Regions from separate parts of the Homo sapiens genome. Here all the other regions are linked to region 4. Evidence: chromatin loops called from intact Hi-C (ENCODE). Cell type or tissue: PC-9. All regions are shown on one strand.

Region 1 (2,500 bases), 77 kb before region 4:
AAGACCATATACTGACATATCTTGGATTACACAGGAGAGAAAAAAGATTAGTTACTCGGATTATTAACTACAAATGTTTATTGAGCTGAGAGCAAAACAATTTTTTGATGATTCTTACAAAGTCAATTCTAAAAAAAAAAAAAAGGAAAAAGCCAATTCTTCCACAATGGCCAGCTTGTAGAGCCACTAAGTCAGAAGCACTTCCCACCTGGAGCCTCCTGGGCAGCCCCCAGGACACCCCCCTGTCCACATGCCACTAGAAGTCCACACTTTCCACACTTTTATTTTGCTTTTGATCTTCAAAAAGGGGTCCTCTCTGAATCAGAGGAACCAACTGTGTTAGGAGACGAAATGTCCAATCAGTTACGCAGCACTTTAAATTCTCAAGTATCAAGAGTTGCTGTATCATTGAATCAGCATTTATATTTACAGTAGAATTTGAAAACACCTGGCAAAGCCAAGTTCCCATAATTAAGTCCAAAGCACATATTCAGAACCTAGTCTATTATTATCTTTATGTGTCAGAGGAAAACCTTGTTATCCCTGAAAAGTTGAGGTCTAAGACTTTAAGAAATTGGAAACAAACTATCTCTATGGTTCCATATACCTCCCCAACTTTCCTTAAATCCTGAACAACTCTTTAAGAAATATATATTTCTCAAAGCAATGAGATGTAGAAAGGTACCTCTCTGAATAATCCTGCATGCCTGGAGGGCGGGCAAAGCCGACTTCACCAGTGACTGCCAAGCCCAGCATTGTTTTTCTCTGGACTGCAGATTCTCAAAACAAGAGACCTGCCCAAAGTGGAAGCCTCAATTCAAGTCCAAAAATAAATGACAAAATAAATAAGAGCAACAGAACACACCCATGTTCATGTTTGAGGGGACCAAAGAACCAAGGGTGGTCTGTTAGATGTCTAGACCAAAATGTATAACACCAACTCCTCCCAAGCAAAAGCAGCAGCCTGTCCGTCCTATACTCTCAACCGTGGCGCCTAAAGGGGAAGTGGCTCCACACAGATGACATAGGTCCACCCACTCAAACCCCAACGGGGCCCTCACAGCCCCCGCACCCTGCACCGTCCTTCACAGAACCAGACCCTCTTTCTTCCCAGCATCTGCAAGTGGCAGAACAACGGACTTTTCCCATTTGGAGAAAAATGCTATTGCAGCTGGAGAAACATTCTTGGAAGTTATGAATAAGATATTCTGATTGTAAGGAATTGTAAATGTGATGCTGAAGTGTGTGAAAGTATGAACAAGCAGACGAGGAAATATTATGGCGCCATGGTAACAGAAACTATGGAAGAAACTCCAGTTCACAGAACTGTTTAAAAATAAACCGGATACTCAAATACCAGTGAAAAGCTACAATGACTCACACTGTTCTCCTCAAATACTTACAAGAACAGCCAGTTCTTTAACACACTTGTCTTCCAGGCTTTTTCCCCATTGGAGAAATGTGAGACAAAGAGAGTAAAAAGGAGCTTTGAAATTTTCTCTAATTTTACCAGCAAGTTGATCTGAATAACAACTTATATGTTTTAGAGTTGAGATGGGAGTATGGAAACGTGCAGAGAGCACTGAGGCTTTGAATAAAAACCATACTAAATTCAAAACATATAACCGAGGCCCAGAGTATGCTCAACTGTGTGCCCAAATACCAGTCAATCTGGTAAAGAGCTACAGCACAATTTCTACGGGAAACGCAAGACCTTCAAGGCACTGTGTGTGTGCAGATCGCCTTTTCCCTTCTTTTCCCTTCTTGGCTTCTGTGTACTCCCCCTCCTTTGGGCCCTGCCTCAGCTGCACATCCTCCAACTACACTTGCACACCTTTCAATGTGGCAGCTGCACACAGAACACCTCCTGGGGCCTCCCCACTCTGGCTTCCCAGCCTGCCCAGCAGCCTTGCCCCTCATGGGCTGGCCCTGATAGCCACACGTGCAGCACACTGCCACCTGAGACTGCCGCCTTGCTGGTCAACTCCCACCTACCTTGCAAGGCCCAGTTTGAGTGTCATCTCCTCCAAGAAGCCCCCCACCGTTCTAGTGACCCTTTGCCCACCACTGTCCCGTTATAGTTCCTCTATGGTGCCATTATTTGGCCCCCATTCCTCTTTCCCCAACCAAGTTGTTAACCCTGGTAGATCAGACCATACTCGAGTCACCTGCCTTCCCTAGTGCCTATCACGGTACCCACAGCTCCTCAGTGAGGGTCACTGAAAGAAAAAATGGAGCCAGGGCATGGATTTCTTTTCTTTCTTTTCTCTTTCTTTTCTTTTCTTTCTTCCTTTTTCTTTTTCTTTTTTTTTGAGACAGAGTTTCGCTTTATCGCCCAGGCTGGAGTGCAGTGGCGCAATCTCGGCTCACTGCAAGCTCCACCTCCCAGGTTCACGCCATTCTCCTGCCTCAGCCTCCTGAGTAGCTAGGACTACAGGTGCCCGCCACCGCGCCCGGCTAATTTTTTTTTTTTTTTTTTATTTTCAGTAGAGTCGGGGTT
Region 2 (2,500 bases), 64 kb before region 4:
ACTGCTCCTCCAGCCTCACCACTCACACCACACTCCTGGCCACACTATACACGCTCTGGCCACCGTTAATCACCTGTGTCTACCAACACAAGCACCACACTCCTATCAGCTCCACCCCTTCACACACACTGTTCCCTCTGAACAAATGCACAAATGAATTAGAGGAGGTGGAGGAGAAATCAACTTCTCATAGCCAAATAGTTTCAAAAGCAAAATAATAAGAATCCTTCCAATTACTTTTATAACATAAAGAAGTGTTTAAACTGCATGTGAGCATAACATACCTAATATAATCCAGGGTAGGGTCTCCAGAAGTATGGGTACCCCAAACCTGCCACAGTCTAAGGGGGAAGTAAGGACAAAGCTAATAAAGCCAAAGGATTTGTCCCTGGGGGCAGGAGTGGAAGCACTCACTGACTGCCACTGCATCCAGGAAGGAGGCACACATTGGCCTCTGAGCCTGGCGAGAGCAGCAATGTACCACGGGCTCACCCACTACTTGGGAGGCTGAGGCACAAGAATCACTTGAACCCAGGTGATGGAGGTTGCAGTGAGATCGCACCACTGCACTCCAGCCTGGGGGAAAGAGCAAAACTCTGTCTCAAAAAACAAAAAGAACAAGTGCTCACTGATTTGCCACCATGTCCCCACAGCAAGAAGCCCCAGTTACACAACACACAAAGCTGCCTGCCCAGGACTGATGCAGTGTTATTCCAACATAATCTTAGGATCCCTTCACACAGGCATGCGCACACACATGATCCTCTCTCGTCCAGCTGGGGATCAGGACTTCAGAGCACATGAGGACGCGTCAGCTCATCTCTGCCACCACTTCCCTCGCTTCTGGTGTCCTCACATCCTAACCACAGTATTTAACAACTGACAGATGGCCACAAATACAGGAGACATGTGGACCATGTTGCAGGGAGCTGGGCCGTGGGTCCGGGTACCTGCGCTTCCCCTCTGATGCCTGAAATTCTCTGTGCGGCTCCATTCCCCTTCGTGCCAGTCTTCAGGATCATGCCAGAGCAGCCACGGCCACATACTTCCCGACGACGCCTCCTCTCCGTCAGAGGCACCTGCCCAGTGGGACAGCTCTCCCTTAAGCTGCAAGTTTTCCAACTCAAGAGACGCACTTAAACCCTAAAAAAGAAAACTCACACAGGCCCAGATGAGACAGAAAGATTCTCCTGGCATAAATAGAAGGAAAAAATATAGAATGGGTCAGGAGGCTGCCCTTTGTTCAGGTCAGAAAATAGGGGCATTCACAGGCGGCAGAGTGAGCAGGAAGGAGGGAGAAGAGGAATGCTCCAGGCCACCTTCGAGGTCTGCTGTGCCAGGTTCCCAAGACAGACAAAGAGTATTATTGACAACATGCATGAGTCAGAGTGGCCCCAGGTCAACGCTTCAGCTTCTTTCAACCCCTCCACTTTCAGGCAGCCCCTTCTAGAAGCAGGACTTCCTGTCACACAAAGGGCCTCTGTGGCCCTTTGTCCACAAAAGAGGAGCGGCCTCTTCCCATGCTTGGAGGCAGCCGTTTCAGAGGCTCTTCCCTACCCAACAGTCTGATGAGTGGAATCCTCAAGAGGAGCTGAAGCCCTGGTCTGAACAAGCTGAATATGAGAGACAGCAAGAGGGGACAACACCAAAGAACACGCTAGCCTGGATGCACAAATCTAGAAGGTCTCTGAAATCTGCATCTATGAGTCTTCACAAGACCCCTGGGGGTGGGGGGGGGGACCTCTTAATGATCCAGCTGCCTCAGGCAAAATACCTAAGAGCTCTGCGCCTGACACTGCTCATGGGTAAAATAGAATCCAATCTGCCTGACAGGTTGCACGGATCAAATGGCATCCGGCTGGGACCTGGCACAGTGCCTGGAGTATGGGGACCTTCCACAAGCATTGGCCAGGGAGAAGGTGACTGGGGCCAGGCTCCACGGCAGCCCAGCTCCTGAGCCCGTAAGCCAGGTGCCCCCACACTGGGGCACTCCATTCTCACAGGGTCGATGGACACTTGAACAACCTCCTCCAACACAGCGGCCAAGAGCTAGGAAACAGTTCTGCACAACATGCTACGGGGACACATAGAGGGTCCAGAAAGGGTGCCCAGGGCTGATGTTTCAGTGGGAATTCTTCAGCAGGAGCAGCAAGGAAAGGCATCCCAGGTAGAGGAACCTGTGTGACAAAGGGGAGTTAGAAACCAGCCCAGTGCAGGGTCCCGCTGGTCCTGGAGGGCAAACCCTGGGAAGCTGCTGTGGCTGTGAAGGAGGGGAGAGGGGACTGACAAATGGCAGGGCGCTGAAGATCAGACACCAGCTCAAGTCACTAGTTACTCCACCACAAGAGTGACTTCTGCTCCATTTACCTACCAGCAATAAAAAGTAGAATGTCCTGATAAAAGCCCACCATAAGAATGCTAGGTAAGCATGGACAAGAAGAGGTCACACCCATCAGAAGCGCTATCTAGAAGTGAACTACCTAAATACCTTCTCAACCAG
Region 3 (2,500 bases), 150 kb before region 4:
CCCAATATCATAATGAGAAAAGCTGGATAATCTACCAAATTGTAACTTCTGTTGAGCCCATCAGAAAGCTGAGGTTGCAAGGCAACCAAGTAACCTCAGCGCCAAAGAGAGACAACAGAAGCCTCTCCAAAGACAGAACACAAGAACCCCTTCACCTTTGGCAGAGCGCAGGAGAAAGAGGTTACTGCCAAACTAGTTGGCAACAGGAAATCGGCTATAATTTTAATGAAGTCTTAAAGGCCAAGTGTAGGTTGGCATGTGAGTTTGGACTAGCTGGGGGCCTCAGATACAAAGGGAGTTCACATTCATTCATAAGCCCTTTTTAATAAACCTCCATCAGAAACCGTACTTCACAAGGAAGATGGGGACTGGCAAAGAGCCCGGAGAGAGACCTCTCTGTGGGGTGGGCATCCAGCTGCTCAGGAACAGGCACAGACCCCACCTGCTTCCTCTGGACTCTTCTCTTCTAAAAAAGCAGGCTGGGCACAGTGGCTCATGGCTGTAATCCCAGCACTTTGGGAGGCCAAGGCGGGCAGATCATCTGAGGTCAGGAATTTGAGACCAGCCTGGCCAACATGGTGAAACTCTGTCTCTACTAAAAATACAAAATTAGCTCGGCGTGGTGGCGCACACCCGTAGTCCCAGCTACTTGGGGACTGAGGCACGAGAATTGCTTGAACCTGGGAGGGGAAGGCTGCAGTGAGCCAGGATCAAGCCAGTGCACTCCAGCCTGAGCGACAGAGGGAGACTCGTCACAAAAAAAAAAAAAAAAAAAAGAAAGAAAAGAGAAAGAAAAAAAGCAAAAGCAGTAAATTCTCTCTGTCTCAGGGAATGGGCAAAGATCTGTTGCTGCCAGGGGAGGGGTAGAAATAAAACCCAGTAATCCAAATTCAAATGCAAAAAAGGAGGGGAAAGAGAAGCAGAATCCCTCTACAATCCAGGGGTTTGCCATGAGGATGGTGGGAATGTTGAGAAGGCCCCACCCTTTGAGCATCCTGGGCTACACATTTTTTTTTTTTCTCGAGGCGGAGTCTGGCTCTGTCACCCAGTGCAGTGGTATGATCTTGACTCACTGCAACCTCTGCTTCCCAGGTTCAAGCAATGCTCCTGCCTCAGCCTCCCAAGTAGCTGGGATTAACAGGCACCCGCCACCACACCCAGCTGATTTTCCTATTTTTAGTAGAGATGGGGTTTCACCATGTTGCCCAGGCTGGTCTCGAACTCCTGACCTCAAGTGATCCGCCTGCCTCGGCCTCCCACTGTGCTGGGATTACAGGGGTGAGCCACCACCCAGCCCAGTATTGTCCGTCTTGTAGAGTATTTGCATTCTAATTCTCTTTGCTGTTCGTCTTTCATGAAGAGATCCTGGCATAGCTATGGCCAAATGAAGCAGCATTGTGTTTATTTAGTTCATTTACTGTTTAATAGGAGCTTGCTGAAAGCCAAATCCCACCCTAAAGAGAAACCAGACATGGCTACATAGTCATATGATGAATCACAAGTGAGAATACGCACAGATCCTGTCCCTTGCCCCTGGAAGACAACACCTGTGGACTTTGCTTAGTGCCAAGCGAAAACAAGTGAATGCTATCTCTTTGACATATTCTTTCTGTATAGGCCAGATACATTTGAAATGAACTTACTGGGGCCAGGTGTGGTGGCTCATGCCTGTAATCTCAGCACTTTGGGAGGCTGAGGCAGAAGGATGGCTTTTGGCCAGGAGTTTGAGACCACCCTGGGCCACATAGCAAGATCCCACTTCTACAAAAAATTGAAAAATTAGCGGGGCATGATGGCACGTGCCTGTAGTCCCAGCTAATCAGGAGGCTGAAGCAGGAGGATCACTTGAGCTCAGGAGTTCAAGGCTGCAGTGAGCTATGATTGCATCACTGCACTCCAGCCTGGGTGACAGAACGAGACACTGTCAGTAAAAAAATAAAAATAAATAAAAAAAAAGAAGGCCAGGCATAGTGGCTTGCACCTGGAATCCCAGCACTTTGGGAGACCAAAGTGGGCAAATCACTTGAAGCCAGGAGTTTGAGACCAGCCTGGCCATCATGGGAGAACCCCGTCTCTACTAAAAATACAAAAATTAGCCGGGGGTGGTGGCGTGTGGCTGTAATTTCAGCTACTCACGTAGCTGAGGCATGAGAATCGCATGAACCCGGGAGGCAGAGGTTGCAGTGAGGAGAGATTGCACCACTGCACTCCACCCTGGGTGACAGAGGGAGACCCTGTCTCAAAAAAAAAAAAAAAAAAAGCCGGGCGTGGTGGCTCACGCCTGTAATCCCAGCACTTTGGGAGGCCGAGGCGGGCGGATCACGAGGTCAGGAGATCGAGACCATCCTGGCTAACACGGTGAAACCCCGTCTGTACTAAAAATTCAAAAAATTAGCTGGGTGTGGTGGCGGGCGCCTGTAGTCCCAGCTACTCGGGAGGCTGAGGCAGGAGAATGGCATGAACCCGGGAGGCGGAGCTTGCAGTGAGCCAAGATCACGCC
Region 4 (2,500 bases):
TTGTCCCAGACCTCAGGGTTGGTCAGGGAAAGGCTGGACAAGAGCCCAAGGCTCCTAGTCTCCATCCACGCTCCTCCCCCTCTGTCATCTCATATTCTTGGGAGGAAAAATAATCATATAAATTTTATCTGGCCACAGAATATGTACTATAAACCACCACACATGCACTTTCCAAAGGTACAGCAAAATCTCTAGCCTTATTTATCATTTTTAAGGCTTCTTGCGAGGTCTTTGATAGTTGAGACATCATTTTATTTTTTCTATTTTTTTTTTTTTTTTTTTTTGAGACAGAGTCTTGCTCTGTCACCCAAGGCTGGAGTGCAGTGGCACAATCTCGGCTCACTGCAGCCTCTGCCTCCCGGGTTCTAGTGATTCTCCTGCCTCAGCCTCCCGAGTAGCTGAGATTATAGGCGCACGCCACCATACCCGACTAATTTTTGTATTTTCAGCAGAGATGGGGTTTCACCATGTTGGCCAGGCTGGTCTCGAACTCCTGACCTGAAGTGATCTGCTCCTTTACTTCCCATAGTGCTGGGATTACAGGTGTGAGCCACAGCGCCCAGCCCCATTTTATTATTTCTATATTCTCATCTCCGTCTAGTTCAGTGCCTAAAATCAAGAAACACGCAAATGATTTTTTTAGGATTGAAAATAGGCCAGGTGTGGTAGCTCACACCTGTAATCCTAGCACTTTGGGAACCCGAGATGGGAGGATCACTTGAGGCCAGGGGTTTGAGACCAGCCTGGCAAACATGGCGGAATCCCATCTCTGTTTAAAAATACATATATATATATATTTTTTTTTAATTGAAAATAAAAAAGACCGGCCAGGCACGGTGGCTCACGCCTGTAATCCCAGCACTTTGGGAGGCAGAGGCGGGCAGATCACGAAGGTCAGGAGATCAAGACCATCCTGGCTAACATAGTGAAACCCCGTCTCTACTAAAAATACAAAACATTAGCCAAGTGTGGCGGCGGGCGCCTGTAGTCCCAGCTACTTGGGAGGCTGAGGCAGGAGAATGGCATGAACTCGGGAGGCGCAGCCTGCAGTGAGCCAAGATCACACCACAGGGCACTTCCAGCCTGGGCAACAAAGCGAGACTCCGTCTCAACAACAACAACAACAAAAAAAGACAAGAAAGGAAAAGAAAAAAGACCTTATTCTAGGAAACAAGAAAGACTCTATGGTGCTTTAAGTTTTATTAAGCAAACAGATGAACATGCATTTATGGGAATAAGCACAATTCAATAGGTAACTTAAGGAAAGGTGGTTTTTATTTGTTTTATGTGTGCTTTTCATCAAAATGTCAAAACTTGTGCTCTTTGGTGGCCACTGTCCCTCAAGTAGTTACCTTTGGAACTGCAGAGATACCAAAAAATGATGTATTGTGCAGAATAATTTGAGAATTCTTTGAAGCCTGTCTCCAGTCCACAGACAGAGCATACTCATCTGAACACTAAAATTCTGCAGAAATTCCTACAAAACTATCCCAAGAACCACCACTGGGACGCATCTGGAGTCTGTCTGGGGCAGGGACGAATGATACTTTCTGGTATGTGAGGGATCAGTGCCCTGGCCATAAGGAAAGACTCTACCTGTGGAATGCAAACTGCCTTCGTAACTAAGGCATTGCTGCACTGCCCTCAGGTATGCAGCTACCATTCCAAACAACCTAACTGGAAAAAAACTAAGCCAGCACTATTGCTCACATGAATGTGGTCATTAATCGCATAATCTACAGGGCGGCCTCCACAAAGCTGCCATTACAATCTGATGGCAGATAAAGCAGGCCCGAGTCAGCTGGGAGGTTCACATGAAGGTGGCCAGAGAGCATCTGGTAAATGCCACTGCGAACTCTAAACACAAGGTGCCATCACTATTATTAAAGAAACTTTTCGATCTGTTTGATATTCCACAACATCCGGAATCATCCACTGATAACCCCTTCAGAATCAGTAAGCCTGAGCATGACGCCCTTAACACAGCACAGACTTTCAAGGTATAGAGAAGAAACAAAAGGCAAGGACATCTGCGAGGCCGAGGCGGGCAGATCACTGGAGGTCAGGAGTTCCAGATCAGCCTGGCCAACACTGTGAAACCCCATCTCTATTAAAAATACAAAAACTAACCAGGCAAGGTGGCAGGCGCCTGTAATCCCAGCACTTTGGGAAGCTGAGGTGGGCAGATCACCTGAGGTCAGGAGTTCCAGATCAGCCTGGCCAACATGGTAAAACCCCATCTCTATTAAAAATACAAAAACTAGCCAGGCAAGGTGGCAGGTGCCTGTAATCCCAGCACTTTGGGAGGCCAAGGCAGGTGGATCACAAGGTCAGGAAATCGAGACCATACTGGCCAACACGGTGAAATCCCGTCTCTACTATAAATACAAAAATTAGCCAGGCGTGGTGGTGGATGCCTGTAGTCCCAGTTACTCAGGAGGCTGAGGCAGGGGAATCACTTGAACCTGGGAGGCAGAGGTTACAGTGAGCTGAGATCGCA

What was found. A loop is a pair of places that touch in the nucleus more often than their neighbours do. Peaks named below come from ENCODE experiments on the same cell type or tissue, not always from the same donor. Only the 100,000 strongest peaks of a DNase experiment are listed, where the experiment ranks them.
Region 1: it touches region 4 in a loop (4-fold over the local background); 14 of 110 quality-filtered maps call a loop at or near these places.
Region 2: it touches region 4 in a loop (3-fold over the local background); 17 of 110 quality-filtered maps call a loop at or near these places.
Region 3: a loop joins it to region 4, with 3 times the contacts of the local background. A loop is called at or near these places in 30 of 110 quality-filtered maps.

The regions. Positions count from the first base shown.
Region 1 is chr22:42,932,622-42,935,121 of GRCh38, forward strand. The region is part of intron 1 of PACSIN2 (protein kinase C and casein kinase substrate in neurons 2); the gene reads right to left. Among named protein-coding and RNA genes, the nearest start is that of ARFGAP3, 77 kb to the left of the region's middle. RefSeq lists enhancers at 1,396-1,912, 1,913-2,428. In PC-9, no CTCF peak of the experiment used is centred here; a DNase peak (open chromatin) is centred at 1,330; H3K27ac peaks cover 2,457 bases.
Region 2 is chr22:42,945,947-42,948,446 of GRCh38, forward strand. The region is part of intron 1 of PACSIN2 (protein kinase C and casein kinase substrate in neurons 2); the gene reads right to left. Among named protein-coding and RNA genes, the nearest start is that of PACSIN2, 68 kb to the right of the region's middle. RefSeq lists enhancers at 721-1,613, 1,614-2,500. In PC-9, no CTCF peak of the experiment used is centred here; DNase peaks (open chromatin) are centred at 1,425, 1,755 and 2,415; H3K4me3 peaks cover 1,533 bases; H3K27ac peaks cover 2,500 bases.
Region 3 is chr22:42,860,770-42,863,269 of GRCh38, forward strand. No RefSeq gene overlaps it. Among named protein-coding and RNA genes, the nearest start is that of ARFGAP3, 4.7 kb to the left of the region's middle. In PC-9, no CTCF peak of the experiment used is centred here; a DNase peak (open chromatin) is centred at 1,452; H3K27ac peaks cover 2,485 bases.
Region 4 is chr22:43,009,603-43,012,102 of GRCh38, forward strand. The region is part of intron 1 of PACSIN2 (protein kinase C and casein kinase substrate in neurons 2); the gene reads right to left. Among named protein-coding and RNA genes, the nearest start is that of PACSIN2, 4.3 kb to the right of the region's middle. In PC-9, a CTCF peak has its summit at 1,431; a DNase peak (open chromatin) is centred at 1,669; H3K27ac peaks cover 1,742 bases.